Regions from separate parts of the Homo sapiens genome. Here region 2 is linked to region 1. The links are chromatin contacts, found by Hi-C or POLR2A ChIA-PET in ENCODE. All regions are on one chromosome and are shown on one strand. The core of a region is the stretch at or near the end of the contact, and the rest is flanking DNA. Distances in the headings are between cores, read along the strand shown. Region 1 holds the start of TP53BP1 (tumor protein p53 binding protein 1). Region 2 holds the start of MFAP1 (microfibril associated protein 1).

Evidence for each region. A loop is a pair of places that touch in the nucleus more often than their neighbours do. ChIA-PET counts read pairs that join two places held with the same protein, here RNA polymerase II (POLR2A). Pooled maps may share reads with other maps.
Region 2: a loop to region 1 is called in a pooled map, with 5 times the contacts of the local background. The contact joins the promoter of MFAP1 here to the promoter of TP53BP1 in region 1. A Hi-C loop is called at or near these places in 8 of 50 pooled maps. POLR2A ChIA-PET finds 5 or more read pairs at or near these places in 3 of 52 experiments (H1, T-cell and WTC11).

Annotation. Positions count from the first base shown.
Region 1 is chr15:43,489,996-43,495,295 of GRCh38, reverse strand. It overlaps TP53BP1 (tumor protein p53 binding protein 1), which reads left to right and starts at 2,140. Exons shown (of 28, transcript NM_001141980.3): 1 at 2,140-2,259; 2 at 2,828-3,012; 3 at 3,201-3,294; 4 at 3,543-3,627. The coding sequence starts at 2,253. RefSeq lists enhancers at 1-202, 1,699-2,405, 2,406-3,114.
Region 2 is chr15:43,822,484-43,827,783 of GRCh38, reverse strand. It overlaps MFAP1 (microfibril associated protein 1), which reads left to right and starts at 3,094. Exons shown (of 9, transcript NM_005926.3): 1 at 3,094-3,293. The coding sequence starts at 3,215. WDR76 (WD repeat domain 76) reads right to left here and starts at 782. Exons shown (of 13, transcript NM_024908.4): 1 at 692-782. The coding sequence starts at 751. RefSeq lists a silencer at 754-813 and enhancers at 2,647-3,278, 3,031-3,290.

The DNA of each region.
Region 1 (5,300 bases), core at 891-3,390:
GATCTCCTGACCTCATGATCCGCCCGCCTCGTCCTCCCAAAGTGCTGGGATTACAGGTGTGAGCCACTGCGCCTGGCGGTTTTTAGGTTTTTATTGTTGTTGTTTCAGACAGGGTCTCACTCTCTTGCCCAGGCTGGAGCACAGTGTTGCAATCTTGGCTCATTGCAACCTGTGCCTCCTAGTTCAGGAGATGCTCTCACCTCAGCCTCCTGAGTAGCTGGGACTACAGGCACATGCCACCACACCCAGCTAATTTTTTTCGTATATTTTTTAGAGATGGGCTTTTGCCATGTTGCCCAGGCTGGTCTCAAATTCCTGGGCTCAAGTAATCCACCTGCCTCTGCCTCCCAAAGTGCTGGGATTACAGGTGTAAGCCACTGCGCCCAGCCATTTTATGTTTCGACAAACACACTTGTCAAGTAATCAAACAGATCTGTTTATTTGTGCCTCACTTGGGGAGGAAGCAGAAGCAGGCTGGAGAAGAAAAGCAAAAAAATGGTAACTTTTGGGGGATTTTTATGGGACTCAAGGTCATGATTTACTCATAACAGGACCTGGTTGGTTGTGCCCTCTCAAATAGAGCAGATGAACTCACTTTGTCCAGCTAGTGTAGTTAGTATTGCTCTAACCTGGTCTTTAAGTATTAGATTTGTTTAGTCACTGGTGTTCTGCAGCTTTAGGAGTGGAGTATGAAAAGAGTCAATTATAAATGATTTTAAGATTAAGAAGTGAGATGCATCTCTGTGTGGTCCATTTCATTTTAGCTCCACTAATAAAACATACTGGCGACCATAATTATATTCCAGTTATAGCAGTAATAGATTCTAGATTTTTCAGGACAGTTTCAAGGAGTCAGTCCTTTTGTTCCCATAAGTAACGTGTATTCAGACAACATGCTTTGAATTTGGTTTGGAAAATAGGATCACTGTAATTTATAGCAGCAGTGAGAAGACTGGTAGGAAGCTCCACTTCAGCTTTGCCTATATCACGTGCTGAATTGGGCATTTACAGAAATGGAGAATCATGGTTGGGCTGTGCCGAAATAAATCTGAGCCTGGGGTAGAAAGAGAAAACTGCCTCATATTGAATGCCTACTATGTATATGTTTGGCACTGTGCTAGGTGCTTTCCCTATTGACAGCTGCTCTGGCTAGAATTCTATCCTGGATCCAACTGCCACTTAAATAATATACCCCCACCCCTCAACAACAACAACAACAAAACAAACACATATGCCACATGGGGCTTAGTTCATTAAGACTCGTCACAGCTGCCACACCCTCTTTAAGACCCTGGCACCATAATTAGGATAATAGAATCTCTGGGTTTGGAAGTATCTTTGAGGTCATCTAGTTAGAAGGGGTGGCAGCTGTTCTCTTTACCATGGAGTTTGAGAATGACAGTGCTCAATTCTCTCAATGGGAGGTGCAAAATATGTCTGGGGCTGTAGTCTCTGCAGGCAATCCCATAAAAGATAAGGCAACGATAAACAAGTGTGAAGCTTGAAATACGTCCTAGGCGGAAAAGGGCAATGGGAAGAAATATGGCTTACTGGAGCCCTTATACAATGTAAAAACAAACAAATACTAAAAACGCCCTGGCAGAGATGTAATGTCAGGCCCTTGGATTCAGGGTAGAGGCCCACAAAAGGGATCCTGATTGACACAGGTTAACCCTGTGTCAAAGAAGAAAGAGTCTCTTCTGTTGGGTTCACCAGCTCTGAAGTACCTAGCCATCCTCAAGCCGCTTCTTCTTTGCCCTGTTATGAGAAAGCTGGGAAACTCTCTCCTTTTCCAGGAAAGAGGGTGAGGGACGGGGATTAAGGGGCGTGAACGAGAAAAAGCAGGTAGAGGTACTGAAATGTCTGAGTAGTGGTAAATGCAATCGTCCTGGAAGCAGGGGAAGGTATTTCACGCCCTCTCAAGGTCCCTTCGGTTCAAGGATACCGTCATTCTCCGGCTCTACTAAAGGGGAGGGCCTGCAACGTCCATGCTGCCATGGAAACGCGCCGCCGTGTTCCTTTTTCTTACGTGGGGCAGGGCACTCTGCCGCAGCTACCTATCATCCACGGGATTTCTTGAGTGGCGGGCGGCGGCAGCGAATGGACGATCCGATATTGTGTGACGTGACGGGAAAGGGGGAGTTCGCGGCCGGTGGCGGCGGTGGCGACAGCGGCGACCTAGGGATCGATCTGGAGGGACTTGGGGAGCGTGCAGAGACCTCTAGCTCGAGCGCGAGGGACCTCCCGCCGGGATGCCTGGTACTGTTTGGAGAGAAATGGGAGTGCAGTGGGCTCTGAAGGCCTGGATTTCGGGTCTGAAGGGATGGCTGACCGGAGGGGGCGGGGTGGCAAGCATGGCGGCGGTGACGGGGAAGGGGTTGGAGGGCCCTAAGGAGGGGGTGGGGAAACGTTAGCTAAGAAGGCTTGGTGGTCGTGAGGAAAGCTGAAAGGCTGTGGGGCCTCTGGCGAACAGATTTTAGAAAACATTCTTTTGGGGGGAGGTAGAGGCGCCAGAAGGACGTGGCGGGGGGGATGGAAAAAGGGGCGGGGAGAGAAGAGGTTAGGAAGGAGGGGAAAGGGTGTCTACGAGAAGGTGATGAAAAATAGGGAGGGATAGTCAGGCTTATTGTAAATAACGAGGAATGGTGACTTGGTAGGCATGATAGGAAAGTGCTTGCAGCAATTATAAATATAATATTCTAATTGGAGGAGTCCTGAAGTGGTCCCGTTTCCCAGCTCTTGTACTTCCGCCCCATTATTTAGGTTTAGACTGCGTGAGCAAGGCTAGTAGGTTACACGGAACTGATCTTTTGTTATTCCATTCCAGGGGAGCAGATGGACCCTACTGGAAGTCAGTTGGATTCAGATTTCTCTCAGCAAGATACTCCTTGCCTGATAATTGAAGATTCTCAGCCTGAAAGCCAGGTTCTAGAGGATGATTCTGGTTCTCACTTCAGTATGCTATCTCGACACCTTCCTAATCTCCAGACGCACAAAGAAAATCCTGTGTTGGTGAGTGATACCTTGTTTGAAGAAGATTGAGCAGATTTTTTTTTTTAAACCGAAAACCAGCAAACATAAGTATTTAGAAGATCATTACCTTCTCAATAAAGTTGATTGGAAAAATTGTTCACAAATAGTAGGTTTCATTTTGAACTATTTCATATATAATGGGGATATTTTGTATGTGTATTTTCTAGGATGTTGTGTCCAATCCTGAACAAACAGCTGGAGAAGAACGAGGAGACGGTAATAGTGGGTTCAATGAACATTTGAAAGAAAACAAGGTTGCAGGTGAGGTGTTTAAAGCTATCTGTCCCCTTTGCATTTTTTGGGTGCTCTTGTTGGTGCTGGGTGGATTTAAACTTTATGTGGTTGTGTCGAATGTATGTAAGGAAGCCTACTGTGGTATCTGCGTAGTAGTCACTCAAAAGTTGATGTGCTAGTGTCACTGATTAGATTGGTATTGTCTGTATTCCTGATTTTGTATTAAGGTTTGTTGGTAAATGTCTTTCATGCTAATATCCAGTTATTTTTTTCAGACCCTGTGGATTCTTCTAACTTGGACACATGTGGTTCCATCAGTCAGGTCATTGAGCAGTTACCTCAGCCAAACAGGACAAGCAGGTATACAGTGTTTGAAGGGGTTTATTTAAATGTATTATCAGATTTGTTCTTTTATCTGTACCTGTTGCCTCATCCCAAGGATAAAAGGATTAATCTCTTTCTTGTGGATTAGGAAATGGGACTTGAGGGTTGTATTAGATAGTATTGTAATAGTACTGATAGCTGGAAACTGTTTTGTGAAGGTAATAATTTTTATACCTACATTATTCAAATCATGATCTGTCTTGTGCATGTGAAACAAAATAAGCATTCCTCCTAGTAGAAAAAAATTATTAAAAAGTATTTAGGGGCCAGGCATGGTGGCTCATGCCTGTAATCCCAGCGCTTTGAGAGGCTGAGGCGGATGGATCACTTGAGGTCAGGAGTTTGAGACCAGCCTGGCCAACATGGTGAAACCCCATCTCTACTAAAAACAGAAAAATTAGCTGGGCCTGGTGGTGCGTGCCTGTAATCCCAGCTATTCAGGAGGCTGAGGCAGGAGAGTTGCTTGAACCTGGGAGGCGGAGGTTGCAGTGAGCTGAGATTGTACCAGTGTACTTTATCTAGCCTGAGTGACAGAGTGAGACTCCGTCTCAGCAAAAAAAAAAAAAAAATTTAGGAGTATTATCAGAACTATTAGGCATGTTTTCCATCTATCAACTGAAGTACCCCACCAGTTTTAGATCTAGAATGTTTAATTCTTACCCTAAACAAGATTCAATTGTTACCATGTCTTTTGCATATCTTTATAATACCCATTTTTTGAGTTCATGCTCTGTGTTAGGTCCTGTATTGGACGTTTGGCATATAGTATAATGTTATTTAATCCTATTCTTAAAGCAGCTGTACGATGAAGACATTACATTACTTCCATTGTATAGACGGGAAAATTGATGGACAAAGAAATTAGATAACTTGCTTTAGAGTACATTGCTAGTAAGTGGCAGAGCTGGCTTTGAACCTGGTCCTAATGACTCTAATGCCTCCTCTTTCATTCTAACTAATCAGTGCTTCTCAGTCTTCCGCCCCAATATTTCTAAGGTCCAAGGAGAATGTAGAGAACTTCAGGAGTTTTGGGGTGGTAGAAAGGGGAGGTGGTTAGAGAGGAGAATGTTAGCTTGAGATGGTTAAAGACTATTGTTTTTTCTTAAAAAGAAATGGTTTTTGGCTGGGCGCAGTGGCTCACACCTGTAATCCCAGCACTTTAGGAGGCTCAGACAAGAGGATCACTTGAGCCCAGGAGTTTGAGATCAGCCTGGGCAACCTAGTGAGACCCTGTCTCTACAAAAGAAAAAAAAAAAGGACTGGGTGTGGTAGCTCACACCTGTAATCCCAGCACTTCGGGAGGCTGAGGTGGGCGGATCACCTGAGGTCAGGAGTTTGATACCAGTCTGGACAACGTGGTGAAACCCGGTCTCTTAAAAATACAAAAATTAACGAGGTGTGGTAGCGGGTACCTGTAATACCAGCCACTCAGGAGGCTGCATCAGGAGAATCACTTGAACCTGGGAAGCAGAGGTTGCAGTGAGCCGAAATTGTGCCACTGCACTCTAGCCTGGGTGACAGAGCGAGACTCTGTCTCAAAATAAAATAAAATAATAAAAAAAAAAATAGCAGGGCATGGTGGTCCGTGCCTGTAGCCCCAGCTATTCAGGAGACTGAGATAGAAGGATCACTTGAGCCTGGAAGATTGA
Region 2 (5,300 bases), core at 1,845-4,344, 330 kb before region 1:
CGCGAGGTCAGGAGATCGAGACCATCCTGGCTAACATAATGAAACCACCTGTCTCTACTAAAAATACAAAAATTAGCTGGGCATAGTGGCACACGCCTGTAGTCCCAGCTACTCAGGAGGCTGAGGCAGAAGAATCACTTGAACCCGGGAGACGGAGGTTGCAGTGAGCCGAGATCACACCACTGCCCTCCAGCCTGGGCAACAGAGTGAGACTTAAGCTCAAAAAAATAAATAAATCCAAATTGACACCCTTCGTAAGAAAACTTATTTTCCCCTCCAAAATCCTAGATATGTAATTCACTAACCTTAACCTCAGTAGAATTCACTTACTGGGCACATTTGCCCATAAGTTTTCCAGACCAATAATAATAATGACTAGCATTTGTGACTGGGGCAAATACCCCAACTGTCAGCTGCGGATTGTCTGGAATTATTTAAAGAGTGTGAAGCCGATCATAACTGTGGCAGAAGAAAACGCAGAAGGTTGAAGAAAGGGAATCCCAGATGTGACTCTCCCACTATTTCTCGGGTTATTGATAAGAACCTTTCGTCAAAGCTGAAGGCCTAAGGGCAGGGATCCCCCGCCTACCCCCGGTGCCAGGTGCCCTCGACCTCCTGGGCCTGTGTCCCGCATAACCCTCACAAAAACCGAGGCAGGAGCACACCTTGGAAGCACCAGTCCGTTTCTCACCTTCATCTGGGGTCGCTGTCTGGAGTCCGCCTTCTCAGCCGCCGCGCCCGACCTGGACATCTTTCGGCTTCTTAGCGGCCGGCGCCTTCCCGCCAAGATTGCGGCGGGAGGCCGGGAGGGGCGGGTCCGAGGCGGGGCGGAGCCCACTCAGATCCCCAGCGGCCGCAGCGCCAGAGCAGGAAGTTGGGGTTTTACGCGCGCTTCTTAAGAAGGCCGCCTTGGCCAGGCGCGGTGGCTCCCGCCTGTAATCCTAAGCACTTTGGGAGGCTGAGGCGGCGGATCACCTGAGGTCAGGAGTTTGAGACCAGCCTGGCCAACATGACGAAACCCCGTCTCTACTAAAATTACAAAAATTAGCCGGGCTTGGTGGCGCGTGCCTGTAATCCCAGTTACTCAGGAGGCTGAGGCAGAATTGCTTGAACCCAGGGGGCAGAGGTTGCAGTGAGCTGAGATCGCGCCATTGCACTCCAGTCTGGGCAACAAGAGTGAGACTCCGTCTCAAAAAAAAAAAAATGCTGTCTTAAAGCCCTAGACTCAAATTCTTTAGGGATGTCCTGGGGCTGAACTGACATTTTTACCTTTGACTGGTGATTTTGATTCTGGTGGTACTGGGATGTCGCTTTGAAAAACACTAACAGGCCGGGAGCGGTGGCTAACGCCTGTAATCCCAACACTTTGAGAGGCCGAGAGGAGTGGATCACTTGGGCCCAGGAGTTCCAAACCAGCCTGGGCAACATAGTGAGACCCCATCTCTATAAAAAATACAAAAATTAGCCCAGCGTGGTGTTGTACGTCTGTAGTCCCAGCTACTCAGAAGGCAGGGGTGGGAAAATGGCTTGAACCTAGAAGGATGAGGCCACAGTGAGCCGTGATTGCGCGGAACTCCAGCCTGAGCGACAGAGCAAGACCCTCTTCTATAAATAATAAAATAAGATTCTGGCTATTCTCTTTAAGGTTCCTTCTAGCCCAAAACTGTTTCCTTGGTTGCTTAGTTGGGTCCCACACTGTTCCTTGCCTGAGATTTGTCCAGTTTCATTTCTTCTCCCACTCAAGGCCCAATTGTAGAACACAGGTGAAGTAATTTGGGTTAATCATATTAATAGCAACTTCAAGGCCCCTCATGACTCAAAAATTACTGATAAAACCAAACTTTTCATGGTGTCCTGTATAAAACATACTGTTTCTGGACTTTAAGACTTTGTTCCTACTGTCCCTTGTCTCCCCCGCAGTTATAAAGTCCTTTCTACTGTGAAATGTGTCCTGACTTTCCAATTAGCCAATATTATATATATTTTTTAACACGACTCAGCTTGTAAATTGGAGCTGCTTCTGTTATTATCCTGTAAGTCCTTAAAGAGTTCTTAAATAGGCCGGGTGCGGTGGCTCACCTCTGTAATCCCAGCACTTTGGGGAGGCCGAGGTAGGTGGATCATCTGAGGTCAGGAGTTCAAGACCAGCCTGGGCAACATGGCGAAACCCTGCCTCTACTAAAAATACAAAAATTAGCCGGGAGTGGTGGCCCACGCCAACACTCAGCACTGTGGGAGGCCGGAGTGGGCGGATCACTTAAGCCTGGCCAACATGGTGAAACCTCGTCTCTACTAAAAATACAAAAATCAGCAGGGAGTGGTGGCAGGCGCCTGTAATCCCAGCTAATCAGAAGGCTGAGGCACGAGAATTGCTTAAACCCGGGAGGTGGAGACTGCAGTGAGCTGAGATCGAGCCACTGCACTCCAGCCTGGGTGACAGAAAAAGACAGTCTCAAAAGAATAATAATTACTTAGATATTTAAATACAAACATTTTCTAGCCAGGAATGTATTTTAATAGGTAGTTTCCAGAAACTGGAAAAACCTGAAAGCCTAAAAAAGTGGAGTTTTGGGATTTCAGGTGGGCAATGTCCCAGGCACCTCGGGAGTTTTTTTTTTTTTTTTTTCGGTCACTGGCCTAAATCAGCACCACCTGCCCTGTGAAACCAAATACCGCACCACAGCCCACCCTGGCCTTATGAACTAAGCTAATCGGATACTACTGGCAAGATTTTTATTCCATCAAACTCTACTTCTTCTGAGCTTTCAACAAGCCATTCAAACAGTAACTCACTGTCGCCTGAGTTTCTTATTCACTATACCGTTCTTGGCTTCAAACCAAGCTAACACGTAAAATCTTTCATTCGAACCTTCCTCACCGCAGAGTCCTAACAGCAAAGCCCAAAGGAAGCAAAATTTCCCGCCAAAAGCTGCTTCCAAATTCTGCGACGTAGAGGACATGCGGGCAGCCAATGAGCATGCGCAGAAACCGACTCGACTTCCTAGCTGTGGGCGCCCAAACGTCGTCCACCATCCCACAATCCTCTCGTCACGTATTTCCGGTTTATCTAGCTCAGCCGTAAGTAGTTTCTCTATCAGTCGCGCAGCTGTGTTCGCGGACTCAGGTGGAAGGAATTTCTTCTCTTCGTTGACGTTGCTGGTGTTCACTGTTTGGAATTAGTCAAGTTTCGGGAATCACCGTCGCTGCCATCAACATGTCGGTCCCAAGCGCTCTCATGAAGCAACCGCCCATTCAGTCTACGGCTGGGGCCGTCCCAGTTCGCAATGAGAAAGGTACGGTGCTAACACCCTCTTCCCAGTCGAATTTTAACCCCTTCCGGCCCCAGCAACCTCCAGACCTCTCCCGGACAGACCACTCCAACCCCGCCAGCTCTTGAGATCTGGCTGCCAGATTCTTCGATCTTTCCACCCCCACCCACTTGCATCCGATCTTGTTCCTGTGGCCTGCTCTCGTATTCAGCAAGCACCTCTCTTCTGTTAGCCTCCACAAATTCCTTAGACTAATGTTACATATATATAATATATATTACACATATAAAAACATTAGGAACTTAAGTATATATCAGAATATATATGTCTAATATATATATGCTAGAATATATGTATTAGTCTAATATATATTATGATTAGAATATAATATCACTAATTACATATAATTACAAGAATTTATGTATTATTAGTGTAATTACTTAGGAACTTAAGTATATTATTAATCTAATAATTAGGAACTTAAGTATATATCAGAATATGTATATAATATCAGACTAGATAGATAGATAGAGAATGCCTGTTGGCAGGGCATTGTGCGGGATACAGTCCCTCTTTTGCTGTCCATAGAAGTCTGCTTATGCTGCCCAGGCTGGACTCGAATTCCTGGGGCTCAGGCTGTCCTCCTGCCTCAGCCTCCCGAGTAGATGCCGCCGTATCTAGTCTCAACATGGCTTTTGAGAATTATCTTTGGATCCCTATACATCTAATTCATTCATCTTAACAGCTTATGAATTCCATTGTATAAAATAAACTGTAATCCACACTTTATTCCCTACTGAGAGGCAGGTGGTTGTCCCCTTGTTCAAAAAAGTGCTGCGGCCAGGCACGGTGTCTTATGCCCATAAACCCAGCACTTTGGGAGGCTGAGGCGGGCTGAACACCTGAGGTCAGGAGTTCAAGACAGCCTGGCGATCATGGCGAAACCCCGTCTCTACTAAAAATACAAAAAATTAGCCATGCATGGTGGTGGGTACCTGTAATCCCAGCTACTTGGGAATCTGAGGCAGGAGAATTGCTTGAACCCGGGAGGTGGAGGTCGCAGTGAGCAGAGATCGCACCATTGCACTCCAGCCTGGGCCACAGTGTGAGACACTCTCTCAAAAAAAAAAAAAGAAAGTTCTGCAATTGTCATTCTCTAGCCAATACTAGCTTTATTTAGTACCTGTTGCCAATTGCTCCCCAAAGTAAGTTATAAGAACATAAGAATTTGTGGAGCACAGTGGCTTACACCTGTAATCTCAGCACTTCGGGAGGCTGAGGCAGGAGGATCGCTTGAGGCCAGGAGTTCAAGACCAGCTTGGGCAACATAGCGAGACCACCCCCCACCCCCGCCAATCTCTGCAAAAATAAAAATTAGGGCCCGGCGCGGTGGCTCACGCCTGTAATCCCAGCACTTTGGGAGGCTGAGGCTGGTGGATCACCTGAGGTCAAGAGTTCGAGACCAACCTGGCCAACGTGGTGAAACCGTCTCTACTAAAAATACAAAAATTAGCCAGGTGTGGTGGCAGGCGCCTGTAATCCCAGCTACTCGGTAGGCTGAGGCAGGAGAATCACTTGAACTCAGGGGGCAGAGGTTGCAGTGAGCCGAGATCGCACCATTGCACTCCAGCCTGGGGGACAAGAGCAAGACTTCGTCTCAAAAATAATAATAATAATAATAATTAAAAATTAGCGGGATGTAGTGATGTGCTCCTGCTACTTGGGGGAAGCCAAAGCAGGAGGATCACTTATGCTCGAAAGTTCAAAGATGCAATGAGCTATGATTGTGCCATTACACTCCAACCTAAGCAACAGATCAAGACCCTGTCTGTTAAAACAAAGGCTGGGCGTGATGCCTCAGGCCTGTAATCCCAGCACTTTGGGAGGCCGAGATGGGTGGATCACCTGAGGTCAGGAGTTTGAGACCAGCCTGGCCAACATGGTGAAACCCCGTCTCTACTAAAAATACAAAAATTAGCCGGGTGTGATGGCGCACGCCTGTAATCCCAGCTGTTTGGAAGGCTGAGGCAG